Linked DNA regions of Homo sapiens: region 2 is linked to region 1. The links are chromatin loops, found by intact Hi-C in ENCODE. Cell type or tissue: heart left ventricle. All regions are shown on one strand. Links, peaks and the distances in the headings refer to the core of each region. The heading gives the core; the rest is flanking DNA.

Region 1 (10,500 bases), core at 3,457-5,956:
AAGGAGATTCCCTGCGTAAAATGTTGAGCACAGTGCCTGGCATGTGGGAGATGCTCAGAGCAGGGTATTATTAGACTCCTGAGTTTGTGGACGTGGGTCTCCCACAGCACTCTGTCTTCTTCATGGGCTCCCAATGACTTGACTTCAAATGGAAACCCACCAGCCAATGGCTGTTTCGTGGTCCTCCCCAAAAGCACAGTCTCCCGGCTCAGAGCCTTCAGAGGCAGCTGCCCACTCTGAAAAGATCAGAGCACGAGACACTGAGCCCGGGAAGCCATGCTCCAGGTTCTGCCCTCCCGCTGATGGTCTGGAGTGAAGCAAATGTCCTCAGCTAGCCCCTGGTCCAGGCAGATGTGTTAAAGCATCTTTGTCTTAGGTGCAGCTCTAGGAAGTAGGAAGCCATGGTTGTACCACACGCTCTCCCTTGATTAGACTAGAGATAGATACCTGCCCTAAGGACCTCAAAGCAGATCATCCAAGAGGATGGTTACTCAGAGGAGGAAGGTTGGCTGTGCAGGGCAGTCATCTACAGCCACACCCTCCAGGCCATCATGGCCATCGTCAAGGCCACAGGCAACCTACAGACTGACTTTGCCAACCCCTTCCATACGGATGATGCCAGGCAACAGTTTGCAATGTCTTACACAGTTGTGGGCCAGGGTGCACTCCCTGAGGACCTGTCCAGATGCCACCTGCAAACTGAAGCTGTCCAGCGTCATCCGGAATCTCTGGGCTGCCCATTGGATTTGCTCCATGGGATGCCTGTTTCATCCTGCTTTGGTTACCCACAGGACACCAGCTCCACAGTTTAGCCGCCTTCCACCTGAACGACCTGGAGCCACAGGACACAGAGTGACCATGCCCCCACACAGAAGGTGGAGCTGCAGAGCTGCTTAAAGACGCCCTTCACCTCCAGGGACCTACTCTCTTCAAGATGGCTGATGTGGCAGTCAGCAGTCTGGGCAGCAGTGGACCCACTGCTTTGAGGGCATCACAGCCACCATCTTCTGTGCAGGCTTGAGCATCTGTGGCCTGAGCTGAGGACAAGCTGAATCACACACACCAGAACATGAAGCTGTTTGGCAGCATCTATGTCAAGTGGTCATGGAAACGTCTGTCATCCTCTTCATCAAGAAGAAGGACCTAGGTGAGGAGAAGATCACACGCAGCCCCCACCATCTGCTTCCACAAGTACACAGGGGTCAGCAAGTCTGACGAGGCTGCCAGCTACATCAGAGTAAGTGAGAGGGCCTGAATAGCGCAAGAACACCAGGGAGATCCATGCACAAGTCACCTATGCTGTCACCGACATGAAAAACAGAATGTGCAGAGCACGACTGACATCACCATCAAGAACAGCCAGAAGGGCTGGGTGTGGTGGCTTATGCCTATTATTCCAACACTGTGAGAGGCCGAGGCAGGAGGATATCTTGAAGCCAGGAGTTCAAAATTAGCCTGGACAACAGAGTGCAACCCCATCTCTACCAAAAAAGAAAAAAAAGCCAGGCACAGTGGCATGCACCTGTAGTCCCAGCTACTCGGGACTAGGATCCTGAGGCAGGAGGATCGCTTGAGCCCAGGAGTTAGAGGCTGCAGCGAGCTATGATCACACCACTGCACTCCAGCCTGGATGACAGAGCAAGACCCTGTCTCAAAATAAAAAATCATAGCCAGAAGAACTGTGGCCTCTTCTGAGGGGTGGTGAGGCTGGCAGGATGGGCCAACTCTGTGCCCCCAGCCCTGAGGGTGATGGGGTCAAGAAGACCATCCTCCTTCTGTCTGTCCCCCTGGCCACTTTTCCCCTTTTCCTGTCTCTGTTCTTGGCTTCCCCTGTCCCCTCCCTCAGCTCCAGAGATGGGAGGGGTTACCACAGGGCTCCCTGTTTGAAGCCTGCCCTTGTTCTAGGTGCCTGGAATGGCCACAGTACCCGCTTCCTAGGCATCTATTCTAGTTTTTAAACATTGCCTTGCTCTGTGATGGGGAGGGGAACACATGCTGAGTCTCCCAATGCCTGTGTCTGGAGGGGCACTCACTTGTCCAGCCTGGGCACCCACTGACCAGCATCCACCCACCCCCTTCCAATGATTCTGAGCCTTGAGTGTGTCTGTGGGTTGATACCACCCTTCCCCTGGGGACACCACCCCTGCCCTGCCTTCCACAGAGCTAGGTTCCCAGGGCTGCTCCAGACAACTGCCAATGTCACCATTAGGCCCACCCCTGCCCTGGCCCAGTCCCCATTAACCTAAATGCAGCTCCTCAGCGCTAACCCGGGAGCCACTGCTACCTCCTGCCTCCACACTCTCACTCCAGGCCCAGGCTTTCAGCACTGGGCACATCCTTGCTTTTTTTGCATGTTTTATGGAATTCTTCATCTAGTTTAAAATTACAAAATGTAGAAAGAAAAAACATAATGTAGGTAAGATGGTGATGGCATTTAGGGTTGTGTGTGGTCACAGCCACAAGAGGCCCTCTAGAAAACCAAGCTACCTGCAAACTGAAGCTGGAGGGGGCACACAGAGCAGAGAAGTCAAAGCAAGCAGGGGAAGCCTGGCTCAAATTGGAAAATGGGGCAGAGGCTCAGAAATAGGCAAAGAGCTAAGCCACGCAGCCCAAGAGAGAGCAGCTGCTCCCTCTCTGGGGCTTCCAAGATCCAGTTCCCACCAGCCGCTGGCCTCACTTTCCATCTAGAGATCCATCCCTGTCCCACTCCAATAACCATGCCCTGCCCGGGCCCCCCCACATGCAACCCTCGTGCCTGAGCTGGCTCCAAGGGGTTGTGTTCCACAAAATTCCGCCCACAACAATGGAACGGCACTTCCCGTGGGGCATCCCGAAGGAGCAGTGGGGCATCTTCTGGGCCCTGGGTACCAGCTATGACTCCACACTGTCTGAATGTTCTTCCCAAGGGGCCAACCCCCACATGCCTGCAAAGATTTCCCCAAATTCTTGTGGGAGTCTGCAGATGAGGCCACCACAGAACCCAGGACACCACGGCTCAGCTGCCTTTGAAGATGAGAAGAGATGTGTAAAATATTCCCAGAGCCACTGCCCTTCACTGAGGAATTTTCAGCCCAGCCATGGCATAAAGAATTGTTTGTTTTGGTCGCCTGGAACTGAAAGAGTCTCCTCAACCAAATAAAAATATAACCTTTCAAGGCCAATCTAGCATTAGCCAAGCAGGTCATTTGGAGACAGAAGACTGGGGTTTAAATTCCGGCTCTGCTACTGCCTAACCCTGTGACCTCAGGAAAATTTCCTAACCTCTCTGTTGCTCAAATTTCTCCACTCCCATGGAGATAGGATCTGATGGGTATGGTTTGGAAAGGACTTAGTAAAATAATGCATCTCACGTAAAATATTGAACTAGGTTATCCATCTGCCTGCCTTTCTTTCATTGTAAGTAACCAACAACAAGTAGGCACTAAATAAATGTGTTGTGATGGGGTGGGTGGGGGTGAGCTGGTTGGTTTGTTGTTTGGTTTTAAGAAACTCATTTGTGGTGGGGGGAATTCCACCAGAATGAGAAAAAATCAGGTAGAAGTGTGAATAGTGTTTTATTTTTTCACAGGAGCTGATCTTTTCCCAACACTTTCACAAATTATGTGTTTGCTCATAACAAACACTCTGGGGGAGGCAGAACTGCAATCCCAACTCACAGAAAAAGCATCTGACTCCCGCCTGCCCTTCCCGCCTCTCACTGGGATGATATGACTCCCCTTTGCAGAGACACCAGGAGGGAGCCCCGCTCGGGTGTACCAGTTGTTCCTGTCCTGGGCACTCCCTTTCCTAGCTTCAGGGCCATAAGGAAGTCCCAAGCCTTGGAGCTGCTTCCTTTTGTCACTGGGTGGTGGGAGGGGCCCCTGGAATAGGTCCAGGATTATTAGCACGACCTGACTCTTAGATCTCAGAAAGCCAGGAGGGCTGCCTCTGCCCAGTGAAACAACAGATCACTTCTGCCAACCCCAGAGCCACTCTTGATGGACACAGTTCAGAGCCTTCCTCTCCTGGGGGGCACCTCACCCTCTCTGTATCACACAATATGTCCCAGAACTATACCCCATAGTCTGATGCACTGCAGTTTGTTCCTGTAGGTGGGCCTGCCACCACACGCAGATTAAAAGCATCCAGGAATTAAGAAGCACCCCTCCCCCTCTGCAGGTGGCTGGCTGTGCTGCCCACTGCCATTAAACACACACATCACAGAGCCTGCTCACAGCTCCCACTAAACCACAAACCCCTTGAGAAAAGGAGCTGTATCTTCTTCATTCTGCTATCCTCCAATTCCCAGTGCAGCCTCTGCCAGAGTGAAAGAATGAAGAAATCAATGAACGGTTTCCTTATAGCATGTTCCCCTCCAGAATTGCTTGGCTCTAGTTATCAAGAAAATGCATTTAGGGGCCGGACGCGGTGGCTTACACCTGTAATCCCAGCACTTTGGGAGGCCGAGGTGGGCAGATCACAAGGTCAGGAGATCAAGACCATCCTGGCTAACACAGTGAAACCACGTCTCTACTAAAAAAAAATAAAAAATAAAAATACAAAAAATTAGCCGCATGTGCAGTTAGAATGGTGATCATTAAAAAGTCAGGAAACAACAGGTGCTGGAGAGGATGTGGAGAAATAGGAACACTTTTACACTGTTGGTGGGACTGTAAACTAGTTCAACCATTGTGGAAGTCAGTGTGGCGATTCCTCAGGGATCTAGAACTAGAAATACCATTTGACCCAGCCATCCCATTACTGGGTATATACCCAAAGGATTATAAATCATGCTGCTATAAAGACACATGCACACGTATGTTTATTGTGGCACTATTCACAATAGCAAAGACTTGGAACCAAGCCAAATGTCCAACAATGATAGACTAGATTAAGAAAATGTGGCACATATATACCATGGAATACTATGCAACCATAAAAAATGATGAGTTCATGTCCTTTGTAGGGACATGGATGAAGCTGGAAACCATCACTCTCAGCAAACTATCACAAGGACAAAAAACCAAACACCGCATGTTCTCACTCATAGATGGGAATTGAACAATGAGAACACATGGACACAGGAAGGGGAACATCACACACCAGGGCCTGTTGTGGGGTGGGGGGAGGGGGGAGGGATAGCATTAGGAGATATACCTAATGCTAAATGACGAGTTAATGGGTGCAGCACACCAACATGACACATGTATACATATGTAACTAACCTGCATGTTGTGCACATATACCCTAAAACTTAAAGTATAATAAAAAAAAAACCCACCAAAAAAAAAAATTAGCCAGATGTGGTGGCAGGCACCTGTAGTCCCAGCTACTCAGGAGGCTGAGGCAGGAGAATGGCATGAACCCAGGAGGCAGAGTGTGCAGTGAGCCGAGATCGTGCCACTGCACTCCAGCCTGGGCGACAGAGCGATACTCTATCTCAACAAAAAAAAAAAAGGAAAAGAAAATGCATTTAGGCCGGGAACTGTGGCTCACACCTGTAGTCCCAGCACTTTGGGAGGCAGAGGCGGGTGGATTGCTTGAGCTCAGGAGTTCAAGACCAGCCTGGGCAACATGGCAAAACCCTGTTTCTGCCAAAAAATAAAAAAATTAGCCCGGTATAGTGGTACATGCCTGTAGTCCCAGCTACTCAGGAGTCTGAGGTGGGAGGATCACTTGAGCTGGGGAGGTCAAGGCTGCAGCAAGCCATGATCACACTACCACACTCCAGCCTGGGAGACAGAGCAAGACCCTGTCTCAAAAAAAAAGAAAATGCATTCTGTGAGTTCTCGCCAGTTGCCTGGAAGAGCCAGGAGCCTAGGTACGTGCTTTGGACCAGGGATCCCATCAAACTGGGATGGAGCACACCCACCACGGATCACGTATCTGTGAATGTCCCGGGGTCACTAGGCAGAGACACTCCGCTTCTTCTGAGCCCAGGAACAGATTCTCAGCTGGGACACTGGCTCCCTGCCAATCTCTCTCAACCCACACACACCAAGGAAGAAGGCTACCAACTGACCTCACCTAGGGGATCCCAATTCTCTAGGACAGTTGAGTAGTGGCCAGGAGTTTTGGGGAGCTGGCCAGGCAGGAACTCATAAAGATACCTCAGGGTCCACACAACACAGGTCCTTTTCCTGAAAACCATCCTGCCATGTGTAAAATGTCAATGCCAACGGAGATGGATCCAACTGAACTGCCTATTCAAGGGACCAGATGAAATCTGTGGGCCAAATTCTGCAGCAAACTCAAGGATTAAGAAAGCAAAGGGAAGTCAAAGATCGAGGAGATTAAGAATTCAGACCAAAAGCGGAGCCTAGAGGAAGGATCAGGGTGAGGGCAGAGGGGCTGGCCTTGGGGTAGCTGTCTTACCCCAAATGGTCCCTCCAGGCCACCTCCCACAGGGGAGACTTCACCATCCTCACCTACTGGCAACATGGCATCCAAGTGAGAAGATACCATGTGGTCAGCCACCCCACCCCATCTTTAACTCTGTGGTGGGGTGAACAGCAGGGGTGAAGGTTTACTGCAGAGGAGTCGACCACAACTTGCCCATGGATGATTGAAAGGAGGGAGGTGCTAGGAACAGAGTCAGGAAACCAGCTTATCTTTTCCCACTCCCCACCCTGCACTTTAGACCCCAGGAACATGGAACTGCTCCAAGTTCTCAGCACATGCTAGTCCATGCCTCCACGCCTTTGTTCTTGCTGTTTCCTTTCCCTGCAATGCCTTCCTATTTCTTACTTTGCTACTTATTGCAATTCAAGACTGAGCCCAGAGATCATCCCTCCCGGAAGCCATTCCTGTGTGCCCAGGAAAGGTGGCATATTCATGCCTTGTGCTTACCTTAGCTCTTCCCATTTCATACTGAGGACCTCTTCTTGGGTCAATGGCTACCACTATGCCAAGAGTTCTTTGAGGGCAACAACCATTTTTGGTTGTCCCTGTATCCCCAGCACCTATCACAGGACTTGGTGTACAGTAGCTGCTCAATTGAATGCTTGTGGGGCAAATTCTTACTGTAGAGAAAACACTGGCCTGGATTGTGGGAGACGGAAGGGAAGGAAAGATGATGAGGGTGGGTCTGAGCAGACTGAAAGTGGTGGGATAGCTAAGAGGACTCCTGCAGAGAAAGCTCAGGGCTGGTGGAGGAGGCTTGGGGGTCTCCTGCACAGAGGGGATAATTAGAGGCATGGGAGCAATTTGGGTTGGGAGGTGACTTAGGGATAGGAGTGAAGGGGAAAAGCAGGAAGACCCTCATGATGTTTCTAAAATTTTTCTAGTCCTAAACAAACTCTCAGTCTAAATGTGTGCAACAGGATCTCAAATGGGATTTTTTTTTTTTTTTTTTTTTTTTTTTACTGTTGCCCCAAGACACTGGAAACAAAACTAAGGGCAAAGACGTGCTCACTATCACACATCTAAAGAGACCCACCAGCAGCAGACATGTCCCCAAGGTCTTCATCAAAAAGAAACACAACCAGCCCCTCTAACACCAGGCTCCACCCCAAACCACCAACACACACCATCTATAGGAAAGACTGGGGAGGGAAGAGAAAGAAGAGGATGGTGGGGGAAGTGGTCACGTAGAGAGCCGTCATTGTGATGAGAGGAGCTCCAAGAGAATCCCTCATAGAAATGGGGGTGCCCCAGGGAGGGGAACATCACACACCGGGGCCTGTCGGAAGGTAGGGGATAGGGGAGGGATATCATTAGCAGAAATACCTAATGTAGATGACAGGTTGATGGGTGCAGCAAACCACCATGGCACATGTATACCTATGTAACAAACTTGCACGTACTGCATATGTATCCCAGAACTTAAAGTATAATAAAAAAAGATAATATTTGCCTTTTCATATTCTTTTGGTTTTTGAATCATGTAAATATATTATTTATTCAAAAATTAAATATAAAAAGAGTCCCCAATCTTCCTTACCACAAAAAAAAGAAATGGGGGTGCCCGAAAGATGGAAGCTGGTGTTTCCCTCCCGAGCCGGGTGCCTGCCGACCTGCAGGATCTGCAGCCCCACTCTGTGGCTGCCGTGGGAGAGGAACAAAATCTAGGGAGGGAGTGCTCCCGTGAGCCTAACTCAGGACACCGGGAGCTTGGGAATAGATGTGAGCATGGAGCACGTTGCCCACGTGCCCCTAGAGATCTCAGAAGGTGGAGGGCTTGTGGAAGACCCCACACCAGCAGCAGAGTATGGATGGCACAGGGTAGACTGCTCAGGAAAAAAAGAGTGTGGGCCTCTGCACCCCCATTTCACAGCCCCTCCTGTGGAGCCACATGGAGATGTGGAGGTCAGAGGATGCGCCGGAATCCCAGGACAGTCCAGGAGACACAATGCCGCACTCAGAAAGAGGGCTGGAGGAGTGCACCACTCATGGGGCTGAAGAGAGCCCCAGCTTCTCTCAGAGGGGATATTCAGTGATGGATGGTGCTGGCATGAGCTGAACTCTGTCCCAAGGACACCTGCCCCACCATCTACATGGAAACCACCACATCAGCCAGGGAAGCAAACCCTGATAGAGGAGGGTCAGAGTAGAGTCACCTTCCACCACCCACAGGAAGCCCTGCCTCCAACCCCAGACAGGAAGACCCAAGGCTCTGGAGTGGGCAGAGGCATGAGAGAAGAGACACTACCCCTCCCCACTTCCCTCACCCAAGCACCGGTCGGGCCTCCGATGGGGAAGGTGGGAGTTCCAACAGAGATGAGCCAGTTTTGAACCAGGCTCAGTTATAACTGACCATAAAACTCTGGACTCTGCTCCAGCTCATGTTAAGGATAATCTGACAGAGTTCAGCAGAGAGAAGTTAGCTGGAGAAAAATAAAATCGGCCGGGCGTGGTGGCTCATGCCTGTTATCCCAGCACTTTGGGAGGCCGAGGTGGGCGGATCACGAGGTCAGGAGATCGAGACCATCCTGGCTAACATGGTGAAACCCCGTCTCTACTAAAAATACAAAAATTTAGCCAGGTGTGGTGGCAGGCGCCTGTAGTCCCAGCTACTCGGGAGGCCACGGCAGGAGAATGACGTGAACCCAGGAGGCGTAGCTTGCAGTGAGCAGAGATCGCGCCACTGCACTCCAGCCTGGGCGACAGAGCGAGACTCTATCTCAAAAAAAATAAAAATAAAAATAAAATCATTTCACATCTCTATGCCACCAACATGACACTCGTCAATAAGCCAGTTACATGGAGGCCAACACAGAAGCCGCTCTCTGGGCAGATGGGCAAAGTAAAGAGGGAAGAGGTGGAATGATCTCAGCCCCCTATCTCTGTTTCTCAATAAGACAGAACTTAAGTCAAAACCTCCTCAGTCTTAATTACCAAACAAAAAAATAACCAGACGAGCCTCTCACTGTATGTCTTTATTTATACTGTCATCTGCTCCGGCATTTTAATATCCAACTTTCCGTTGGAAGACAGATGCCTGGATGTTCACACCCCGTTCTAATGGCTTAATACCCTGGGTACTGGAGCAGGGAGGGGCTGCGAGGAAGGAGGGGGATGAGAGCCACCACCACATTGAGCACAACTTTGGAGCAAATGGGCTTGAATATTCATTGAACAACATTTAATTTAAACACCCAAACTCTGAAAGCAGCAGCATATGGCCTGTTTTATTTTACATAAACTGAATAGGAGGTTGGGCCATTAGTTTCTGCAGACATAATGTTCATTACCAATGAAGAATGCTTTCCTTTGAGGGGGCGCCCGCACTGTACTGGGCCCACTGCCCTACTCCCTCACCACGGGGTCAGACAAGCTCAAATCGAGGGCTCTGTGGCAGCCCCACTCATGGTGGCACAGCGACGTTGATCAAATCCCATTAGGGTACAGATTAGAGTTTCACTGGCTCCTTGGTTTGCACTTGGGGAGAGTGGATTGGGTAGGATTCTGATCCTCTTGGATTAGGCCTCCTTAGTGCCTGGGGACAGTATCCAGATGGCATGAATCTGACCTCCTCTGTCCATCCTGCCTAGGACTTAGAATTGTGTGCACATGTGTACAGGAAGCGCTGGGTACAGAGCCAGGAGTATGTGTCCACATGCTTGTGTGTGTGAGCATGTGTCCCTGCAGCTCTGTGGGCAGGTATAAGTGTAAGTTGTGTGTACACTTCTCCGGGGGTGTGTGTGCACATGACCCCATGTGCTGCATACGAGCATGTGCATGTACACATGCAGTGTGTCTCTGACATGCCTGTGGCTGTGTGTGTGTGTGTGCATAGCAGGTCCACCTGGAGTGGTAAGAGGTGTCCCCTGTAGCTTTCTCTGTGGGTAGGAGAATCCTGGTAGATGCATAGGTGCATATATCTACAGAATGTAATACACACACACACACACACACACACACACAAGCATTTCTTAAAGTACCTGTCACCCAGGGGTTCTTAACTTGGGGAGCACAGCCACTCCCCATGGGGTCCACGGATAGAATGCAGGGGTCCCATGAACTTGGATAAGAAAAAAGTTACATCTTTATTTTCACTGACCTCCAAGATTTTTTTTTTTT
Region 2 (10,500 bases), core at 3,182-5,681, 210 kb before region 1:
CCTTGACCCTCCAGGTCTCACTCTCTGAGCTCCAGGCAGTCAAAACAGGTCCCAAACACATCCTGAGCTTCTTCCTGGGCCCAGGCTATGCCCCATGCCTGGGATGTTCACCTTCCCTTTCCCCCAGAGGCCTGGCTCAGTCTATACACGCTGCCCCTTCCAATCAAATGGGGTGCCACCTCTCCCTCACTCAGTGCCCAGGGTACCTTGGCATCAGCTTCCAGACAGTGTCTGTCCTCCAGGGACTTCCAAAGTAACAAGAGGGCTGAGGCCAGGAGGAAGTAGGACACAGATATCCTCTCCTACTCAGGTTTGAATCCCCTGCAGTGCCTGGCTCTGTGCCTGGCACTCAGTAGACTGTTATCCCAAAACTGCTTTTTGCTTTGAAATGAGCTCACTGCTCTGTGGGAGGCATTTCTAGCACACACTGATGTGATTGTTTAGCCCTCATGAAGACCCTAGAACAATGTCATTAGATGGGCTCTTGGAGAACGAGTTCAATTCTCCCATTTTACAGCTAGGGAGACTGAGACCCGAACCAGATGCCAGGTCTCCTGCCCCACAGGACCAAAGCTGTCGCCAGCCCATGCTCCTCTACCTCGGAGGCACTCCCTTCATATCACAGAGGAGCACATAAGGCCTCCAGGGGTTAATTTTGGCAATTTCCTCCATTAATCACATCTCTGCCAATCCACTACCAGGTAATTGAGGAGTCAAGAGCCACTGCAGAGAAATGGAGTTTCAATTTAAAAGTCCACCTACAAGTGCCATTTGGGAAACAAGAGGAAAGGAAAGTATGTGTGTACCGGTGTGGAACTGTGAGCCTGTGGGTGTTTATGAACACGTGTGAGTGTGTATGTGTGTGTCAGCGAGTGAGTGTGGGGGTGCCCCATGACCTCTCAGAACAGCCTGGTCTCCTGTTTCCAGGCCCACTCCAGGCCATGCCCACCTGCCCCCGATTCTCCATGGCTCCCCCCATCTGATGGGGGTCCTCAACAGACCACAGCCCTTCAGCAGCCCCCAGCTCCTCGAGGGAAACTCCACCCTCTCAATGAAACCCAAGGTCTGTCACCACTAAGGTACATCCCGCCTACCTTTCCAGAGCCTTTACCCATCCAGTTCTCCTCCTGATACCTCACACTGTTCTCCAGTCACACCAGATGTTCACCACGGATGGGACATGAATGCACCACCATACCTGTAAGTCTTTGCATGAGCTGTTTTTTCTGCCTGGGATATGTGCTCCTTTTCCTCTAACCTTCAAGGCTGCAAACTCAAATATCGCCTCTTCCATGAAGCCTTCTGGTAACGCCAGGCCACTCCTCCTCAGGCAGAGTCAGCCACTCTGCACACCTCTAAATGACAGCTAACATTTGGGGACCACTTTAACTGTGTTACTTCATTTACCTCATCTTGTACCTCCTCCTGTCCAGGACACCCGATTATTGACCCCATTTTACAGGTGAAGACATTCCAGCACAGAGAAGTTGAATGACTTGCCCGAGGTCACACAGCTACAGCAAGATATCCCCAGGATTCAAATCCAGGCAGCCCGGCCCACAGCCTGTGCTTTTGCTCCCTCCATCACATGGTTCTTAGGTGCCCACATGGCACATGACACCTGTGCAGTGTGACACAAGAGAAAACAGAAAACGAGCTACTGTCTGCCTGTGTGTCTTCCTCGCTGTCCCGCTACCCTGAAAGGACCCTCTTTCAAGCCTGTGTCCCTAGCAGCAACTGGGGTCATAGGAAGGGTTCTGAACCATCCAATGAAGGAAGGAGTACTCTACTCGTATGAGTGTGTGTGTGTGTGCGTGTGTGTAGCACAGGACTTTGTGAGAGGGTTATGAAGATGAGTGCCCATAACCACATGTATGGTGTTTGAAGGGGTCTGGGAGCAGATCCGAGTGCGTGTGTGCATGTGTGAGTGTGTGAGTGTGTGTGTGCATGCACCCTCGGGCACGCTTAAGCTTCCCAGCGGGAGGGTAGAGGCCCCATCTCAGCCGCATGAATACTTAAAGCCCTTAAACCGCACCACTTCATCACTGATATTTTTACAAAGTTGTCACAGAGAAATATCATTTTTCTCCCTCCTTTATTTCATTTTCTTTGGGATATAGTAATTAACAAAAGCCGTTAGATGCCAGCAAAACTGTTTCTTTTGAAGTTTCTACATGGCTGTCACCCGGGAGATAAAGGCAGATTATTCAATCTTGACATTATAATTGTGGATGCCAGATGAAAGCCTGGATTAGACACTTCACAGCCCACTTGGAGGGGAGGCTGAGATCACCAGGCGGCGATCCCCCCTCAGCTGGGAGGGCAGGGGAGCTGGGCGGGGGCAGGGGGTACCCCACATTGGGGAGGGGGTGGCTCGCTGCATGGCTTGGCTTCTTTCATTTGAGTTGGATGGTCCCCAAATCACACAGTGTTAGATGGAAGGAACATATTCCATATGGAGGTGGAACAATCTAGAAGTCAGGAGTAGAACTCTTGAGTCTGGTCTATCAGCTCCCGTGCCCCAAGGCTGCCCCCCCCCCACCAGCCCACACCCCCTCCTTGATTGGCAGGGACTTCTTGGCTCCCTGACTGAAGGCCAAGTTCCTCAAATGCGGAGGGTCCGGATCCTCCAAGGCCGTGGACCCCGGGTTCCAGTGCTGATGACTCCCTCACTGTGGCTGGGCTGTGGAGAAGGCTGGAGAGGTCAGGGGAGGGAGAGAGTCATTTGCCTGCATGGAGCCCACCCAATCCCCCTTCATAAAAGAAGTCACCAGGCCAGGCACAATGGCTCACACCTGTAATCCCGCTTGCCCTTTAGGAGGTCGAGGCAGGCAGATGACTTGAACACGGGAGTTTGAGACCAGCCAGGGCAATATAGTGAGATCTTATCTCTATAAAAATACAAAAAAAAAATTAGCCAGGCATTGTGGTGTGCCTGTGGTCCCAGCTACTTGGAAGGCTGAGGTGGGAAGATCACTTGAGCCCAGGAGGTCGAGGCTGCAAGGAGCTGTGATCACGTCACTACACTCCAGCCTGGGGTGAGAAAGCAAGGCCTAGTCTCAAAAAAAGAACCACCAACCAGGGAGAGGGTGAGCAGGGCAGGGCCAGAAGAAGTCCCAGCAATGGAGAATGAGAGGTCACTTTTTAGTGGAGGCAGAAGGGCCAGATGCAGATGCCCTGGAGAGTATATAAGACTGGAAGCTTCTACAGTGACTGATACCGTCTGATTTCCCAGGTCTACCCTGAACCAAATTATAACCTGGAATCTTCATACCCTATCCAGCCACCCACGGACAAGATTTTTGCTCTTCATTGTGTTCATTAATAATAATGTCTGTTAATAAAATTATGAAATGTATCAGTCAGGATCCAACCAGGAACCCATAAACCATGGGAGGTATTTAAAACAGAGGGAATTTAACATGAGGACTGGAGACACAGGTGAGGAGAAACCAGCAAGGCAACCCAGAGACCAGCACCAGCTCTAGACCCTAGGGAGGTAAGGAGGGAGGAAGGAGGTGCTGGTGACGAAGCCCAGGAGCCAGGATGACCCAGCCACCCTGGAACCTCAGTAGGTCACAGAGAGACATGGCCAGCCCCTGAGAGCAGAACAGGGGATGTGGAAGAAGGGGCTCTGAGGACAAATTGAGCAAGGTCTGGCCCGCTCATCAACATTTTGAAACCCCAAGCTGGATTTCCAGTTTCTCTGCAAAGAGCAACGCCAGGCCTGCTTTTTCTTATGGCCACAAGCATCTGAAAGGGATAGAGGTGGTCTCCTTCAGATAGGGCATGCTCCTCTATGGTTTTTCCCAGGTCCCGCCGGGACTGCCTTATTCATTGATGGTACCTATGAGTATTTGAATTTGCAACCCCTGGTTTCAATCAATATACCCATTTTGTAGAGAGAGAAGCTGAGGCCCAACCAAGGGGAAGTGATTTACCCAAGGTTACAGGATGGGTCAGGAGTAGAGGCAAGACCAGAACTTAGAGCCCTTGGATTATCTTAAGTGCAGAATTAATTAGCAAAGATGGAAAGCATCTGTGGAGTGACTGCATCTGTCAGCGGAGAATGACTCACCTCCCTTGCTGTGGCCGGGCTGTGGAGCAGGCCAGAGAGTGGTACTTGCTAGACCAGCAGTGCCGTTGCTCCTGTGTGCCCTGGCCATCAGCCTTGCCATGAAGGCCAGCAGGAGAAACGCCAGCAGTGATCACGAGGAACGACTCAGGCAGGACAGCCTGTTCTGAGGCTGCTGCAACCACTTAGGTGCTATGTGACCACAGCAGAATCCCTCTCTGTGCTCCATAACGCAAGGTGGTTGGGCCCGACGCCCTCCTGGAGCCTTCTCCACTCCACCGGGCTGGAATTCTATTTCCTGGGGAGAGGTGGGAGGAAACCATACCCCCATAGAAGCCAGCTGAGTGCATGAGGGTCCTTAGAAAGGAAGGTCGAGGGGGAGACACTGGGAAACATAAATCTGCTGGCACGGCTCTCTCAGAAAGGGTTTTAATTAATTGTTTTTATACGACATAAGAGCAACTCATTACCGAACAGCTTTGATTTGTGACACCTGCATTATAGATGATTTTTAAATTAACATTTCCCCAATAAAAGGTGTCAGTAGAGAGCTGAAGGCGCCCAGAGAAGTATAAAAGGATAATAGTATGAAAATACAAATAAACACCAGCCCAGCCTAACAAAGGGGGCTGCTTAATCAATTTTACAATTAATTAAGGCTGCCTGGGATGGCTGGGGCCCTGGAGGCAGTTCAAGGTACTGGGTTGAGGGACTCAGGCATCAAATGCTAGGACAAGGGAAAGTGTTTGGGGCTTACGAGAGACCTGCAGTGAGAATGTAAGACGCTCTGCTAGGCTTCCCTGGAAAGGGAGAGAAACAGGAGGCAAATCTGTCCCAATGAGTATCCTTTCTCCCTTTGTTGTCCTGGATTTGTCATGTGTGCATTCAGTATTTAGAGAGCTCCTACAAGCTATGGCAGGCAGAGCAGAGGCACCCAGGTGAGAGGGAGGAGCAGCACACTGGAGACGCTGAGAGCTCCATGTGTCTGACGCAGAGTGAAGGGCAAAGGAGGAGAGAAAACTGGCAGGGTAGGCAAGGGCTAGACTATCATGGCCTCTGAAAAGGGTCATACGGCATTTGGAGTTGTTTTCAGATGTCGTTTGCAGAGTGTAGGTAAGGGAACCACATGAGAAGATTTCCATTTTAGACAGAGGCTCCTGGCTGCCATGTGAATCATACAATAGAAGAGCAGAGGGAGGAAAGACAAGTGACCCAAGCAAGACCTGCTCATGGATGCAGTTCAGACAGCAGTGGCTGAGGGACAGGAACAGACCCAGGAGAGGCACAAGAGCTAGAGCCCACACACATGTGTTGCTGCTGCATGCCTGTTGGAGGAGAAGGGAAGGGGAATTGAGAATAACTCAAGCCAAGGACAGTGCTGGAGAAGCAGCTGTGAACAATACACAGATAAGGTCCCTGCCTTCAGGGGTTTTACATGGTCAGGAGAAACAGAAAAAAGACCCACAAAGGAATGAGCAAAGGACTTGGTAGCTCAGGACTGTAATCCCAGCATTTTGGGAGGCCAAGGCAGGAGGACTGTTTGAGCCCAAGAGCTCAAGACCAGCCTGGGCAACAGAGTGAGACCCTGTCTCAAAAAAAAAAAAAAAAATTAGCTGGGTGTGGTAGTGCACACGTATAGTCCCAGCTACTCAGGAGGCTGAGCTGAGAGGATCACTTGAGCCCAGGAGTTCAAGGCTCCAGTGAGCTGTGATTGTGCCATGGCACTCTAGCCTGGGCGACACAGCAAGATCCTGTCTCTAAAATAAGAAGAGAGAGAGAGAGAGAGAGAGAGGAAGAAAGGAAAGAAAGAGGGAAGGAAGGAGGGAAGGAAGGAAGGAAGGAAGGAAGGAAGGAAGGAAGGAAGGAAGGGAGGAAGTGAGGGAGGGAGGGAGGAAGGAAGGAAGGTAGGACAAGAAGACAAGAAAGTCAAATCAGTTGCTGTGGCTGGGACAGCTGAGAGCAGCACAGTTTGGGACAGGGTAATCAGATGGCTATCAGGGAAGGTGACATTTGACCTGAAGGCTGAGGAGCCAGCCAGACCAACATCTGGGGAAGGGGTGGTCCAGGAATTCATGCAACAAGTGCAAAGGCCCTGTGGCTGGGATGAGTAGGAGAAGGCAAAAAAATGACCCTTAACCTCCCCCATTTCTACTACACTCTCTTAGTTTTATCTTTCTTTTCCTCTGGTTGACCAAGAAGGGTTATATAATTGGTGCATAATTGGCATATAATTTGAGGACTGTACATAGAGGCTGTGGAGCATTGAGAAAAGTTTCCAGTGATCCATGCCAGGCCCTGTCCACTCCTCTCTGGAAGACTTGAGCCCTCCAGAGGAGCCCGTCTCCACCTCTATACCTCCGACTTCCCATCTTGATCACTATCTGCCCCAGACCTCTCTCCTGAACTCCAGACCCACCTGGGGGTCTCACAGGCAATCATCTTCCTCCCAAAGTCCATTTATCCCTCTGTGTTTCCAATCTTAATTAAAGACGCCACCGTCCAACCAGACACTCAAAAGGGAGACCTAAGAACAGTCTTGATGCTCCCTCTCCCTATATCCAAATCCTGTGGGCTCTTCCTCCTTAGAGCTCTTGAACCGATCTCAACCCATTGCATGCCATCCTAATGGCTCTAGCTTTCCACATGTCTTACCTGGGTGACCTCAGCAGTTTCCACTCTCCTCCTATCCATGTACCCTGGACACAGCAGCTGGAGGAGTCCTTCTAAGTGAAAACTTGTCCTGCTGTACAACTGCCAGAAAAGCTTTGGGGACTTCCCTTGCTCTCCAGCTAAAGTTCAAACACTATTGTCATGCTTTTTGGGGCCCCTAGAGTCTAGCCCCTCCCTACCCCCTTGGAGAACCACCTTGCCCACCCCCATGCTTTGGTATCCAGACACAAGCATCTCCCTTCAGCTCTCCCACCTGTTTTCTTTTCTCTCTGCCTGGAACATTTTGGGTGCTCTGCCCTATACCCTGGCCCTCACCATTGTCTGGCCACCTTCAACTCCACAGCCCAGGCTGCAGGCTCGTCAAATCAAATGCTTTTGTAATTGTTTCATTGTGTAGCTCCTCCCAGGCTGTAAGCGCCACCAGACCTGGAACTATTTGTCTTATTTGCCCCATATTCCCAACACCTATGGACAGACCACAAACACTGAATGGAAAAGGAATTAATGAATGGATGAATTAAATGCTGTCACATACCACAACATGCCTCACACATACTAAGAGTTTAGATGGTTAATGAGGTGAACAAGGACCAGCATCCTTAATTTTGCATTATACATTTCATTGGCTGGCTCTCTCACATGTTCCCTAAGAACATCACTCTCCCAGGGTGGTCATTGATCCATCATTTGTACAGTGACAGGAAGAGGGGACAGAGCTCCACTTGAGATAGCATTTCCTGCTTGCACGAAGCCAGTGGGCAATGTGAGGCCAATAGAACGTCTGCACGGTCTGTGGACCAGCTGGTTGCTGTGCTCTCCACGTCACCCCAGGGTCCAAGAGGACATGGCTATCAACAGGGGCTCCTGGCTGGGAGATCTGGGTGCTTTGTCTCCTTTGCATGACAGGCATGTGAGATTGGTGGCCTCTCCCAGGCTAGCCCCAAAACAGGGCACCTCCAGCCCACACTTATGGGATGAGAGGAGCAACTGAACAGCAGGGCTCCTTGTGTCCAACACCAAGGTCAAACAAGTGAGTGTGTCTGAATGGGCTGTTTAAGCAAGGGTGCCTTAAGGCAAATGTTGGGACCTGAGGCTCAGGGAGGGTTAAAGCCAGTAAGTGGGGCCAGTGTCGCCGACAGAGCTATGATGTGTGTGTGCATGTCAGACCCATTCACAGAGCTCCAGGTGGGCTTAGGGTGAGGGTTAGGGTTAGGATCAGTTATCAGAGTGGCTACAGGGAGTTTACCTCTAGCAAATTCCCCAGGCAGACCAGAAAGTAGACAACAAAGGCTGGGGTAGAGGTCAAGTTTAAATACACGGGTCCCTAATAAACAGGAGAGATGGCCTGTGCCTGAAGAAATCTAGGAGGACATCCCAGAGGAGGTCAGCTTGCACTGTGCCCAGAAAGCCTGGGAAGGTTGAAGAGCAGGAAGTTCCTAATCAAGCCACTGCTTTCATCTTCTTCAAAACCTCCCTGTAGAAAGAAGCACCTGTGAAGGGCAGCATTCTCCTCCAAAGTCAGAGACTCAACCATCAGTGGTGCAGCGACTGAAAGTCACAGTGGAAACAGATCATGGAGTCCAACCATCCACTTGACACACGAGAAGACTGAGACCCACAGAGACAAACTAAAGTCATCCTTTGCTGTTGAGCAATGCTCCGAAATGGGCTTCTCCCCACGAACCTGCACAATAGGTTTTACTCTCCTCCATTTGACAAATGAGGGGACTGAGTCCCAGAGGGGTCACAGGGCTTGTGGAGGTCACACAGGACCTGTCAGAACCAGGACTGTCAGAACCCAGGCTGGCCTGACTCCATGTCTAACACCCTTAAGTGAATTTTTCAGTCTTTGGTTCTGATTATTCTGAGACAGAAAGAATAATTGGCAGTTGATGCTAAAAATATGTGTAGCTGTTTTGATTGACAGTATAAACTCAGTGATGTACAAACAGGGAATGATTCTATTTTTCTCAATAACTGATATCAGCTTTGCTTGGCAAGCTCCCACCCCCACATTGGGAGTTGATGAGGAGGAGGGAGGGATGGAGGAAAACACTCTTCAAATAATGGTATCTTCATTCCTTCTGACAGATTTTTTGGTCACATTTTATATTTGTAGCTGTCACTTTCTAATTATTAAAAATTGTCATTGTCTGGTTGAAAGCCACCTCCTGCATGGTGTCCTTGAGCCCTAGTAGCAGGGATGGGGGTGCTGCCACCTGTCTCCCGGCCCAGCCGCTGGTTGCTTCTGGATGGCAAGCCTCTAGCCCTGGGAGGCCAGCTTGTAGCTCCTTATCTGGCATTGCAGAAGACCTTCCAGGGCTGAGCTGACACTTTCTCTACAACCTGTTGACATCAGGAGCCCCCCACCATGGCTTCTCCCTCCCCTTGCTCCTGAAAAGTTTGGGAAGAGGGGCATTGCTGTTCCCCCCTCACCAAGTGAATTCTGCTCTTCTGTTTGTACAGAGAAGGGGGCAGGGGGCACCCTGCTTTTGCTAAGACACCTCTCTCTAAGCAAGCCCTGCAGTAGACGTAGTGGTAGAGATCGCTCACTCTCTGCCAAAATCCAATCTCCCCTAACAAAGTGTGGCCAAGCCCAAAATCGCTGTCCAGACCAGGAGTCAGAAGTCCACAAACTATGACCCACCAGCCAGTTCCAAACCACTAGTTAGTTTTGAACGGCCATGAGCTAGGAAAGGCTTTTACACTTTTTAATGGTTGGAAAAAAAGAATAATATTGATGACACATGAAAGTGATATTAAATTCAAATTTAGGAGTCCATGAATAAAGTCTTATTGGAACACAGCCATGCCCATTCATTTGCATATTTTCTATGGTCTTTGTCAAGCTACAAGGGCAGAGTTGAGTACTTGCAATGGAGAGTATATGGCCCCACAAAGCTGAAACTATTTCCTATCCAGCCCTTTACAGACAGCAGTTGCCAACTCTGAAAAAGACTACACTTCCCAGGCTCCCTTGCAGCTAGGTGAGACCATGTGCTAAGTTCTCACTAGTGGAAGGGGAGTGGAGATGACTTGGGACATCAGGTGCCCCTCCATGCTCTCTTCCAGCTGTGGCAGGACCAGGCATGGCACCTCCCTGCTCCAACACTGAGATTACACCAAGGGTCTCAAGGATGGTGGGGCAGTGGTTTGGAGGACCCCAATCCCTGGATGGCTGTGAGGCTCAGCACTGCCCTGCCAACCCTGGCCATTCACTTTAGAACTGTGCAGTGAAAAAGAAAGAAACTTCAGTCCTCCATAAGCCACTTACCTCATCCTTACCCTGACTAGTACAGATGTTTATGTTCAGCTGGGCACTGTGTCCAGAGTACTTTACCCATCTATGCCAGTTATATTTAAGAATATTGTGGGCCGGGTGCAGTGGCTCACGTCCGTAATCCCAGCACTTTGGGAAGCTGAGGCAGACAGATTGCTTGAGGTCAGGAGTTAGAGACCAGCCTGGCCAACATGGCAAAACCCCATCTCTACTAAAAATACAAAATTCAGCCAGGCATGGTGGCACGCGCCCATAGTCCAAGCTACTCAGAAGGCTGAGGCACAAGAATCGCTTGAACCCGGGAGGCAGAGGTTGCAGTGAGCTGAGATCATGCCACTGCACTCCAGCCTGGGTGACATAGCGAGACTATGTCTCAAAAAAAAAAAATTAAAACAAATTTTTAAAAAGGATATTGTTCTTGTGCAGAAGCCTTGCTTGATAGATGGAGTTGAGCCCCACCTCACATTGGTGCTAC

What was found. Peaks named below come from ENCODE experiments on the same cell type or tissue, not always from the same donor. Only the 100,000 strongest peaks of a DNase experiment are listed, where the experiment ranks them.
Region 2: a loop joins it to region 1, with 2.0 times the contacts of the local background. A loop is called at or near these places in 2 of 110 quality-filtered maps.

The regions. Positions count from the first base shown.
Region 1 is chr10:78,059,508-78,070,007 of GRCh38, reverse strand. It overlaps the pseudogene GNAI2P2. Among named protein-coding and RNA genes, the nearest start is that of RPS24, 31 kb to the right of the region's middle. In heart left ventricle, for the core only: no CTCF peak of the experiment used is centred there; no DNase peak of the experiment used is centred there.
Region 2 is chr10:78,271,790-78,282,289 of GRCh38, reverse strand. It overlaps LINC00595 (long intergenic non-protein coding RNA 595), which reads right to left. Exons shown (of 3, transcript NR_073447.2): 2 at 2,796-2,891; 3 at 2,077-2,695. Among named protein-coding and RNA genes, the nearest start is that of LINC00595, 9.7 kb to the right of the region's middle. In heart left ventricle, for the core only: no CTCF peak of the experiment used is centred there; a DNase peak (open chromatin) is centred at 4,139; H3K27ac peaks cover 319 bases.